Linked DNA regions of Mus musculus: all the other regions are linked to region 2. The links are chromatin loops, found by intact Hi-C in ENCODE. Cell type or tissue: left cerebral cortex. All regions are shown on one strand. Region 1 has its middle 100 kb from the start of Calb1. Region 2 holds the start of Calb1 (calbindin 1). Region 3 overlaps Gm29883 (a long non-coding RNA gene). Region 4 has its middle 110 kb from the start of Calb1.

What was found. Hi-C counts contacts between places; a loop is a spot of excess contacts. Peaks named below come from ENCODE experiments on the same cell type or tissue, not always from the same donor. Only the 100,000 strongest peaks of a DNase experiment are listed, where the experiment ranks them.
Region 1: a loop joins it to region 2, with 5 times the contacts of the local background. A loop is called at or near these places in 2 of 42 quality-filtered maps.
Region 3: a loop joins it to region 2, with 5 times the contacts of the local background. A loop is called at or near these places in 6 of 42 quality-filtered maps.
Region 4: it touches region 2 in a loop (9-fold over the local background); 2 of 42 quality-filtered maps call a loop at or near these places.

What each region holds. Positions count from the first base shown.
Region 1 is chr4:15,775,234-15,777,733 of GRCm38, reverse strand. No RefSeq gene overlaps it. Among named protein-coding and RNA genes, the nearest start is that of Calb1, 100 kb to the left of the region's middle. In left cerebral cortex, no CTCF peak of the experiment used is centred here; a DNase peak (open chromatin) is centred at 1,507; H3K27ac peaks cover 421 bases.
Region 2 is chr4:15,881,217-15,883,716 of GRCm38, reverse strand. Calb1 (calbindin 1) reads right to left here and starts at 2,453. Exons shown (of 11, transcript NM_009788.4): 1 at 2,240-2,453; 2 at 1,683-1,759. The coding sequence starts at 2,318. In left cerebral cortex, CTCF peaks have their summits at 1,254 and 2,432; DNase peaks (open chromatin) are centred at 1,281, 1,839 and 2,480; H3K4me3 peaks cover 2,170 bases; H3K27ac peaks cover 765 bases.
Region 3 is chr4:15,327,195-15,329,694 of GRCm38, reverse strand. It overlaps Gm29883 (a long non-coding RNA gene), which reads right to left. Exons shown (of 4, transcript XR_390426.2): 4 at 1,927-1,989. Among named protein-coding and RNA genes, the nearest start is that of Gm29829, 11 kb to the right of the region's middle. In left cerebral cortex, a CTCF peak has its summit at 994 (motif pointing left); a DNase peak (open chromatin) is centred at 996.
Region 4 is chr4:15,767,818-15,770,317 of GRCm38, reverse strand. No RefSeq gene overlaps it. Among named protein-coding and RNA genes, the nearest start is that of Calb1, 110 kb to the left of the region's middle. In left cerebral cortex, no CTCF peak of the experiment used is centred here; DNase peaks (open chromatin) are centred at 235, 1,004, 1,265 and 1,539; H3K27ac peaks cover 1,129 bases.

The sequences.
Region 1 (2,500 bases), 110 kb after region 2:
ATCATAAAAAATGGACGATTCTCCTTTTCACAGCAATTATTAACTGCCAATAGCTTCTTAGTAAGGGGTGGGGTTTGGTGATCAGTTACCCTATTTATGCTGGGATTTTGGCTAGCTTGTTCTTGTGCAGGTAAAGACAGATGTGAGTTCATCAGTGTGACAAGTATGCCATGTTTCAGAGTCAGTGTTGTACAACACCCTATCGATCTCGCTCTCGCTCTCGCTCTTTCTGCTTCCTCTTTAGTGTTGCCCAAGCCTTGGTCTCCTCACTTTTTTGAGACAGTGTCTTTCACTATGGAAATCACATAGTAAGCTAGTCTGGCCAGGCAGTGAGCCTCAAGAATCTGCCTCACTCCCATCTGTTGGGATGACAAGTGCAGGACAGGCCACTGTACTTAATTTTTTGGGTTTTGTTTTTTGTTTATTTTAATATGGGTTTTGGGTACTGAACTTAGGTCGTTATGCTTTCAAGGCTAGGACTTTACGCACTGAGCTGCCTCCCCAGTCCTCATGTGATGCTTTTAACCAACTTTTTTTTTTTTTTTATTTATTTCATGGCTACTGGATCTATTAATAGTTCTTCAAGAGCTCGTGTCTAATTGCAACCCAAGGAGATGTCTACCATGTTATTATACAGTTAAAAAATGAAAGTATCCCAGAAGAAAAATGAACAAAAAGCAAGAAGCAGATGAGACACCATACTCAGTTGGGCCCATGATTTCACATTCCACTTTACTGCCAGGCCTTTGGCACTTGGGTGTTCTAGAAAGAATTGTTGCCCAGTCAAGCCACATAGGTTTTCAGCAACTACAGTGTTCTTTTATCCTTGATGGCCACATGTTTTGCTTCTCATTTCTGAGAGAAGCACCTTAAAGGGAAGCTTTCCTGAATCATCATTGGGATTAGACACCTTCAGGGGTTTTCTTGGAAATAGCATCCAAATTATTAGAGGCACAATTTGTATCATTGTCTTTGCGGTCCTGTCATCTATGCTATCCTTTTGCACTTTAGATAGATTATAAAATTCTTTCCACTTACATAATTCTTTGCCTTTCAAAGATATCCTGGCCACAAGGTTACGAGAGTATCTATTTTGTCAGTGCATTTGAAGATAGAGCTAGAAATAAAGATAATTTTAAAATTAATTATAAGGGCATCTCATTAAATCCTTTTAAAGAACTAAGGGAAAAAGAATTTCCTTTTCCAAAAGTGAAACATAAGCACACTTTGATTACAATTATGCTGTGACTGGTGGTTAAAAGGAGATCTTACTAGAACCAAAATTAAAGCTTTCTGAAAAATATCGCTTCCTATTTCAAATAAAAGGAAGTTTGAACACACTGTCTTTGTTCTTTTCTGTAAGAGTTTCATCCTGAATTTTTTAAGGCACAGAATGTGTTTTCTGTTTTGAAGAAGTGGGGGACGACTCTCTAGACTTCATCTGCAACAGCTGCTCTTTGCAAGTTTCCTCTGATGTTTCACAGCTCTGCCCAATTTCCTATCACAGCTCATTTCCATCCTCTTCATCCCAGGCACTTATGCAACGTGCACCGTTAGATGGTTAGCCTTTTTTCCCTTTGAAATGGTTCCTTCCAATTTTTTCATGACAAAAAGATGCTTTCAAGCTAGTATCCAGATTACAGGACACAGTCAAAATAGAATCAAAATAGTCTGTGCTCCCAGACTGCTTCATGATGGCACGTAGTCTCCACTCTCGAGCATATATAGCTAGGTCTACATTATTTGTTCATGAAAACATGGATGTCTTCATATATACATAGTCTTTGCTGGTTCCTTCCTCAGGCAAGCCACTTCCTGTCTCTAAAGTTTTATTTCCTAATGTCATAGATCAAGATTGTCTCAAGTCTAATCAGAATTTCCTTCACTTATTTCATTCTAGGTTAACATCAGTCCCACTTTCATAGTCTGTTTCTCATGATTGAGGTCTGTTAGCTGCATGAAACAGAAGTCAATGCTCACATTTCCATCCTCCCTTGCTTTGGTATTTCAGATACATTTGGCACATGTTTTGATATGATTTCTTTTGTAGGATTCTTGGATATTCATCTCAACTTTCTCTGTCTTACCTGATTAATTTCCCTCTGTGATCCTGCCATTAAAATGAGATTCTTAGCTTATACTTGACTTTGTTCTCTTCTAATAACATTCTGCTGTTTCTTGTTTCCATTTAGTACTATAGCTTACCAGCCCTATAGGTAAGACCTTTCTCTTCCAGGTTTAGGCATGCATGTTTATATATCATTTGAATATTTAGCAAGATACCACCAGTAAGCAAAATAATGTTATCCTGGTCCTTGTATATAGCAAAGATTCAGAAGACACCGTCCACACTGTTCTGGGGAAAAACAATCATAATATGAGAGTCAAAACTGACCCTGTCAAAACACCACCCTATCTCTGTGTGAGTAAGTCCTGTTGTCTAAGCATACTGAATAGATTCTGATTCCAATCACTATTTTTACTACTTTGACTCTAGATT
Region 2 (2,500 bases):
GTAGCTTTTAGAAGCACCATCCAAGACTGTAATTATAACTTATATGGAAAATAAGACTTTCCATATACATTTAATGTATTTTAAGTGAGGAAGAAAATGGCTTCTGTCTTATCAGCTAAAGATCCATAGAACCAAAGTGATGTTATTACAGAAATGTATTTGCATGCTAATGCACAAGGGGAAAAGAGGGCAAAGTGCATAGAAGATATTTTTATTTGATCTTATTCTATTACACTTTAGATTACATGATATGAAATCTGAGTAAAACAATCCCCAGAGCATGATCTGGTTTAAAGTCGGTTTGGCATGATTTTAGCAATTTGATAGTCTGCATGTAATACATCAGAGTGCATTTCCATCAGTATGGAGATTCTTTTTGCTGTTGTATAGGGATTCCTACTATATAAATCTCACCATGTACAGAACAACAGCAAAAGTCCCCCAAAGAAACAAACAAAAATCAACCCCCCAAAACCCCAAAAAACAAAACAGTCGCATTAATACTGTTTCTCTCTCTCTCTCTCTCTCTCTCTCTCTCTCTCTCTCTCTCTCCCCCCTCTCTCTCTCTTTCTCACACACACACACACACACACACACACACACACACACACACACACACGAGCACTAGAAATGGTGGCATGCTGTATAATATCTAGGGATGATATGTATATTATCTTTATGTAAAAATTTCTTTGTAATTATAATCCAAAAGACCAAAGGCTATTAACATTTAACTACTGCGTATCCAACCTTGCTTTCTTTTGAAAAGCAGTCTTACATAAATGCTATCAGACCTGTAAAATTCTCAATTTACTCTTTATATAAACATCTCATATGTTTAAAAGTTAGTTGGGTATCTTTTATTTTTCCATTGACATCATCCTTTCCCAACAAATAGATTTGGCCCAAAGGAATTAATTCTTAAACAATAATTATAATTTATTTAACCAATGCTTATGTCAAAACCATAGCTTATTTAAAAACCACCACTCGTACTTTCTCTTCAGAATCTTCTCCTTTCCACAATACATGAAATTCTTACAGTGCTTTGTTTTATTGCTTTATTAATTTGGGGATTCTCTCCAACAAAAATGAAAAAAAAACCATTTCTTGCTAAATTCTCACACTTATTATGAATTGGTTATCTTTGCTCAAGATTAAGGGTCAAGGCAAGCTGTAGTTTCACCCCTCCCCCACCCCGTTCCCAGCTACTCTGACTTCGCAGCAGAAATTGGCACTAGAATCTGCAGATCTGTTCCTGACCACCAAGGGGCAGGAATGTATTTCTACCCCTTCCTTATCGTCTAGAAAAGAGAAGTTAGAAATCACACAACCAACTCAGTGGTGGAGGTGGGGAATCTGACGAAGGGTCTTGCACATCGACATTTCCTTTTAAGACCTATTAAGGAAAGGAGGATTATAGAAATATATGACTGATTTAAGATGATAGGGATTTTCTCTTTAGACACCCTACCACCACCACCAAACACACACACACACACACACACACACACACACACACACACACACACACACTTTTTCTCTTGACGCAATTTGGAAATATGTTCTCTCTCGCCTTTCTTAGTAGGTAAGCCTTTACTTTCTCCCACAAAACCTCTTTTATGAAACACAAGAATAGGTATGTCTTAGGCTTGAAGGGTCCTGCTCAAACTCAAGCCTACCAATCCAGCCTTCTTTCGCGCCTGCAGAAGCTCCTGGATCAAGTTCTGCAGCTCCTTTCCTTCCAGGTAACCACTTCCTGAAAAGACAAAGAGACACCCAGGTGTCAGATGTCTCTTTCTAAGTTTCTTCTCGGTTCTTTCCAGGACAACCGTCCTGGGAGGCTATGTACAGCCTGAGCACCGATTAATCAGCAATGAGCCGCCGCAGCGCTTAGCTTCCTAGGTGTAAAACTTCAACCGCATAAAGGGCATAGGAGGGTAGCAGGGGTGCTGGGGATGGTGTTTGAAACTTTTGGGGACAGGGTTTCCCAATCTTTGCTTCTGTCCTACCGTTACCGTTCCTAGAAAGGTGAACGCTTACAGCACGGGGATGGCGTACACTCAGTGTAAACTTCCAGGATGATGGGTAGGCAGTCAGGGGGAGACGAGATTAGACAGGGTGAAGGAAGACGGAAAAGAACAGAAAAGGATGGTTGGGATGAACAAGCACAGTCGAAGGGAAGAGCAGGGAAGGAATGGGGACGGGTCTTGCAAGGGTTAAAAAAGAAAATAATCACCGTCAGCGTCGAAATGAAGCCAGATCTCAAAAAACTGTGAGGCTGTGATCAGAGATGACTGCAGGTGGGATTCTGCCATCGTGGTGCAGCGGCTAGTTTGAGAGTGCGCGGAGCGCGAACCTCGGGCGAGAGGGCTGCGCAGGCTGAGCTGGGCGCGGCGCGGCGGGGCGCTGTCCGCGGTGCTGCTCCGTTCGGGCGTCCTCCGGAGTTCTCCGCACCCCGCACCCAGTTCTCTGTATTTATCCCGCCGGCCCCAGGCCG
Region 3 (2,500 bases), 550 kb after region 2:
CCTGATGTGGTGGCACACACCTTTAATCCCAGCACTTGGGAGGCAGAGACAGGCGGATTTCTGAGTTCGAGGCCAGCCTGGTCTACAGAGTGAGTTCCAGGACAGCCAGGGCTACACAGAGAAACCCTGTCTCAAAAAACAAAAAAACAAAAAAAAATCGTTTTAGGAAAAGAGATTATGTATAAGTCTTAGACTCTTACTCATTTCCAGATAATTTTGAATTACAAACTCTTTTTCTAAACAGTATTTTTCTAAATTTTTTCAATTCAGGTAGATATTCCCTTAAATATTAGCACTAAGTACACAATTAAAAAATATTCCTACTCTAACCAGATGCACGCTAGTCGTAGAGATCTACAGAAAGATGACCCTAGTTTCCGACAGGATTTCCTCAAATCCTATTTAAAGTGGTGCTCATCAGAGCTTTTTAATCCTGAGCTTTGGAAAGGTGAGCTGAGACGATTACTTCTGAAATCCAAGTTTCTTATTTTCCAGAATCCATTCAGCTTCGTGGCAAGAATTCTGTTGTGCTTTTTCAAAAACCTCTTGGAAATGAAAACTGAATAATCTTCATTTTCTTTCCCCAGGAAGCTCTAAGGTTCAGGGTTAATGAGCTGACCTCTCTGTCTACATTCATAGGTGGATGTAGTAATATTCACCCACAATTAACTAACATACAGATAATTCACATTAGTCTAATACTTTAGAATTTAGAATAAAGATCTTTCTGGTCTAGACTTGCACACAGAAAACTATTACTCAGAAAGGTTATTATTGAGTCAAGTTTCATAAAAATGTATCTCTACAACTGAAATATTTGACTGACCTCATACATATTCACTTACTACCCATAAAAATACATGCAAATATTTTTTGAAAACAAAACAAAAAGTCTTCACAGAAAATGAAAGGATTGTGAAAGCCGTTTCCAGAGTGGATACAGAAGTTAGAAAAACAGCAAATCAAAGGTGTTAGCATCCTGCCATCCAGTGGTCATTATTGGTACTACAGTACCTTCCCATTTATAATTTCCACTCAAGTCTTCCAAAGTGTGAGGACCCCCAAAAGACAACATTGGTGATTGTGGCTGTATATGTATGTGTAAATTCTATAATTCTTCAAGTGATTCGTAGACACTTTCACGGTCATTAAATTTCAGAAGTGACAAGCTAAATATTTAGATATTTGTAATATTTTCTAATTGAATGAACATAAACATCAGGAAGAGACTGTAGTTTCATATTATAAGCACAGTACTGAGTTCTACGTGACTTTGATATTTTAAAGGAAGATATTGGAAAGAAGAGGCTAGGTAGCTTCTAAAGAGAGTCTCTTCACTCTCCACCTCGCCTGCACTGGTCTACAGACAGATGCTTTCCATCTTTGTAATATAGGAGCCTACTAGCCTCACATCCTGACCATCACAGGGAATATTCACATTTATTGAATCCCTTTTCTCTCCCTGTACCTTCCTCAAGACTAGTAGAAAGCTGCCCTTGGCGGCAGGCAGATAAAGGAGCCCATGCTGTCACCACCTTGGATAATGGCACCATTGCTGGACCACACACTAATCTTGGTTCAGTCACCTTCATACATGCAAAAAGAAAACGCAGTTTGCATCCTAGAATTCTGTTTCTGCAACCATCAAACATCAGATGCTTGGAACTATCCCAAGAGCTGGTTAGTTTGCTCTCACAAAGCTTTTAAGCCAACCACCACACATTAAATGCACACTTTTACATCTTACTCATGAGCGTAATTGGCAAATAATAGACAATTTAAGCTTTTAAGCTCAGAGTTATTTACTTCAACACTGAGCCAAGACTGTGTTGTCATCTCATCGTGTACGCACAGACTGAATGAGTTTTGCTCACTTCCAACCACTCTGTCTTCTTTCCTCTCATTTTAATCTCTTGGTGAAGCTCTTCTTCCCACTTACTCCTCTGGGCATCTCGACTTTATTTTCATCAAAAATCCATCTTGGGGTTTCTGTAACAGAGTGAAGAGAAGTAAACGGCCCAGTGTGAGGCAAAGCAAAGCCTCCCACAGGTAGGCAAGGGGCACCAACGACCTTCAGTCTGTTTTTCATCCTGTTTACTTTATGAGAAACACAGCAGTGGTATCGGCTACCCTTAAGCCTAAATTGTCAAAACTGGTTTGCCAAGACAAAGGTCACAGGAAGACTCATGCTCAGTAATCAAAAGGGAGAATGGTAAAGCTACGTTGTTAAAGTGTTACTGTCGGAAAGGCTTAAAACGTTCATTTAGGGGATAGGCAGGGATGTTCCCCTGAGCCAAAAAAAAAAAAAAATGGAGAGGGGAGAGAGGCAGGTATTTAGGTAAAATGGAAACAGAGCCTTTTTGCCTTTCCCTTAGTGTTCAATCGTCTCAAAATTACCAGCACCAAGACTGTTTTTCATAGAGGAATGATTTTTTTCTTTAACCTCATCATTAAGTTTGCATTCTAGTTTTAATGTGTCTTCTTTACCGTGATCTTATGA
Region 4 (2,500 bases), 110 kb after region 2:
TACAGTGGTGAGTGTTGTTAGCATGTTTTCAAAAGTAGGGTGTTGCTTAACTGTGGTAGGAAAGTCACATTAACAAAGAAAAAATACCTCCCTGAAATACGGTTCGTGAGAACCGCATCAAATCCTTCTTGGCCCTATTGGTCAATTTTATATAACCTTGATTCTGGGCAGTGAAGGGGTGGAATGAAATTACTGTACTGGTCTTTTTAGACACCCCCTCCTTCTTCCAATGATAGAGCAGTGGAGTGACAGTTCTGGATTTGGCAGCATGGTCAATGGGAACAAGGAGGAGGAGGGAAACCAAGATAGAATCTGCACCTACTCCTAGCTACTGGTTCTACTGTTACAGCTTGAGGTGGTGGATGGCCACATGCAGAATACAGTACAGCAGCCAGCACCCTGCTCTCATTTGTACTGAGACCTCCCATGCACTGTCTCACATTTGCAGAGACTTTCCCCATGTCAAGGCTCTGGTCCAGCCCTAAGGTGGAGTGTTTTATCAGTTACATGCCTTTCTTTGTGGTTTATTGTTGGGTAGAATGGTTAGACTAGACACCATCTGATAACTACTTCAGCTCTAATTCAGGGAAGGAGGCTATTACTTGTTTCGTGTGTAAGTAGCAGAGGTATGCAGGTGTTGGCTGCTGTTAGCTTGTAGCTTTGCATTTAAGTAGTATCTTGTTTAAAAGGCAGTAGGAAAATTATATAAATCAGATTTTTTTCTTCTTTCCAGCGACTAGACTTAGTCACACACACCTGGATCATCTTGGATGTCTTATAATTAGTACAGTGTGAACTGCCTTTCATCTCATTTTGCTCATATGAAAAATCTTGCTAAATGGATAAAGTGACATTTGTTTACGTACTCCCAGTGTTTTGTCCCCGAGAAGATCAGCAAATGCAATATTTACTCTGAATGACATGCTCCTGTCACTATAAACCTCCTAAGAATGTTTGACGAAGTTCTGGCTTCATGCATGTAGCTCGGGTAGGAAGATGGCTGGGGGCAGTTAGCTTTCTATTTCCTGACGAATCTGGCCCTCCTTCCATTTGTTCGTTTGCATGCTTAGTGGAACTTTTAAAGGCATCTACGTCTTCCTTTATTTTGAACAGCTTGCATTAAGTGTCACAGTTCTTTTCTCTAAAGTTCTTGTTCTTATTAATGTGGCCATTATGCTCATTGATTTCTTCAGCCTCTTTGTTCCAAGGTACTGCTTCAAATTTGGAGTCAAATGAGCATTCCTTGGAACATGTACTTGTACCAAACAGCCTTAGCCAGAAGAAGGTGGGAGTGGGTGTATTTTACTGAAATTAGAGTATTCTTCATAAACGAGAGAATATAGTGGAGAGAAAATAAGTGCAGAGTTACAGAAATGTTTCTTATTCTGCCAAATTCATTTATCCTCAAGCATCCTCTAGATGGTATTTTGATGTGTTATTGGTAAATCATTCTAATGTCTTGTCTTCATTCTAGGTGGATATTTATTTTGATTCAACCTGACAGCTAGCAAACATTCTGTTATAAAAAGCCAGGTTTTGAAAAGCAGGGATGTTACCAAGGGGATGAGAAGAGAAGCTCTCAGATCATGCCAACTCAAACTGTGAAGTAGGAAAAAAATGATATATTTTGTCTCTGTCTCTCTGTCCCTCTGCCTCTGTCTCTGTTTGTCTCTGTCTTTGCATCTGTCTCTCTCTGTGTGTCTCTGTCTCTCTCTGTGTGTCTCTGTCTGTCTCTGTATCTATCTCTGGTGTGACTTTTAAAACAGATTGTCCCCTGAAATACCTAGTGTCTTCATTAGTTCTCTTGAGTATCATTCTTTCATACATATCATTCTACCTGGCCCTGTATAACACAAAGAAACATATGTTCTGTATATATTGCATGCCAAGAAATCTCCTAGCACATGAGCTTCAACACTGAATAACTTTATGATTGAAAAGAATCTTTATAATTTAGTGAGATACTCCTTTTCCATTCCAAAAGGTTTCAGAATGGGTGCATAGCATACTGTTGATCTAGTCAAGTTCTACATGGGGGAATTAAAGTTATATTTATGGGTTTATAGAAAGAAAGAATAGGGAATTCTACATAGAATTAATGTTGACCATTCATGGACTACACGTTGTTCTAAAGACTATGGATGTGGAAAACTGATTTCATCCTTCCAGCAGACTATTTAGGAATAGAAATATTATTATTTTACTCATATATTAGGGGACAAAGTGAGGGTAAGTTATCAAATATAACTAGTAAGTAACAAAGACAGTTTTGAATTGGGTAAAGTCACTACTCTTCGATCTAGAACATAAATGAAACGAACTATAAAGCATGTATATATATATTTTTAAATTTTTTCATTGGGTATTATGGTATAGTGTTATATAAGAACATTTTCATATAAGCATATATTCTGTGTTCATCCTACTCTTCCTACCTATTGCTCTGACTTTCCCTTTTATCACTTGCTTCTACACACACACACACACACACACACACACA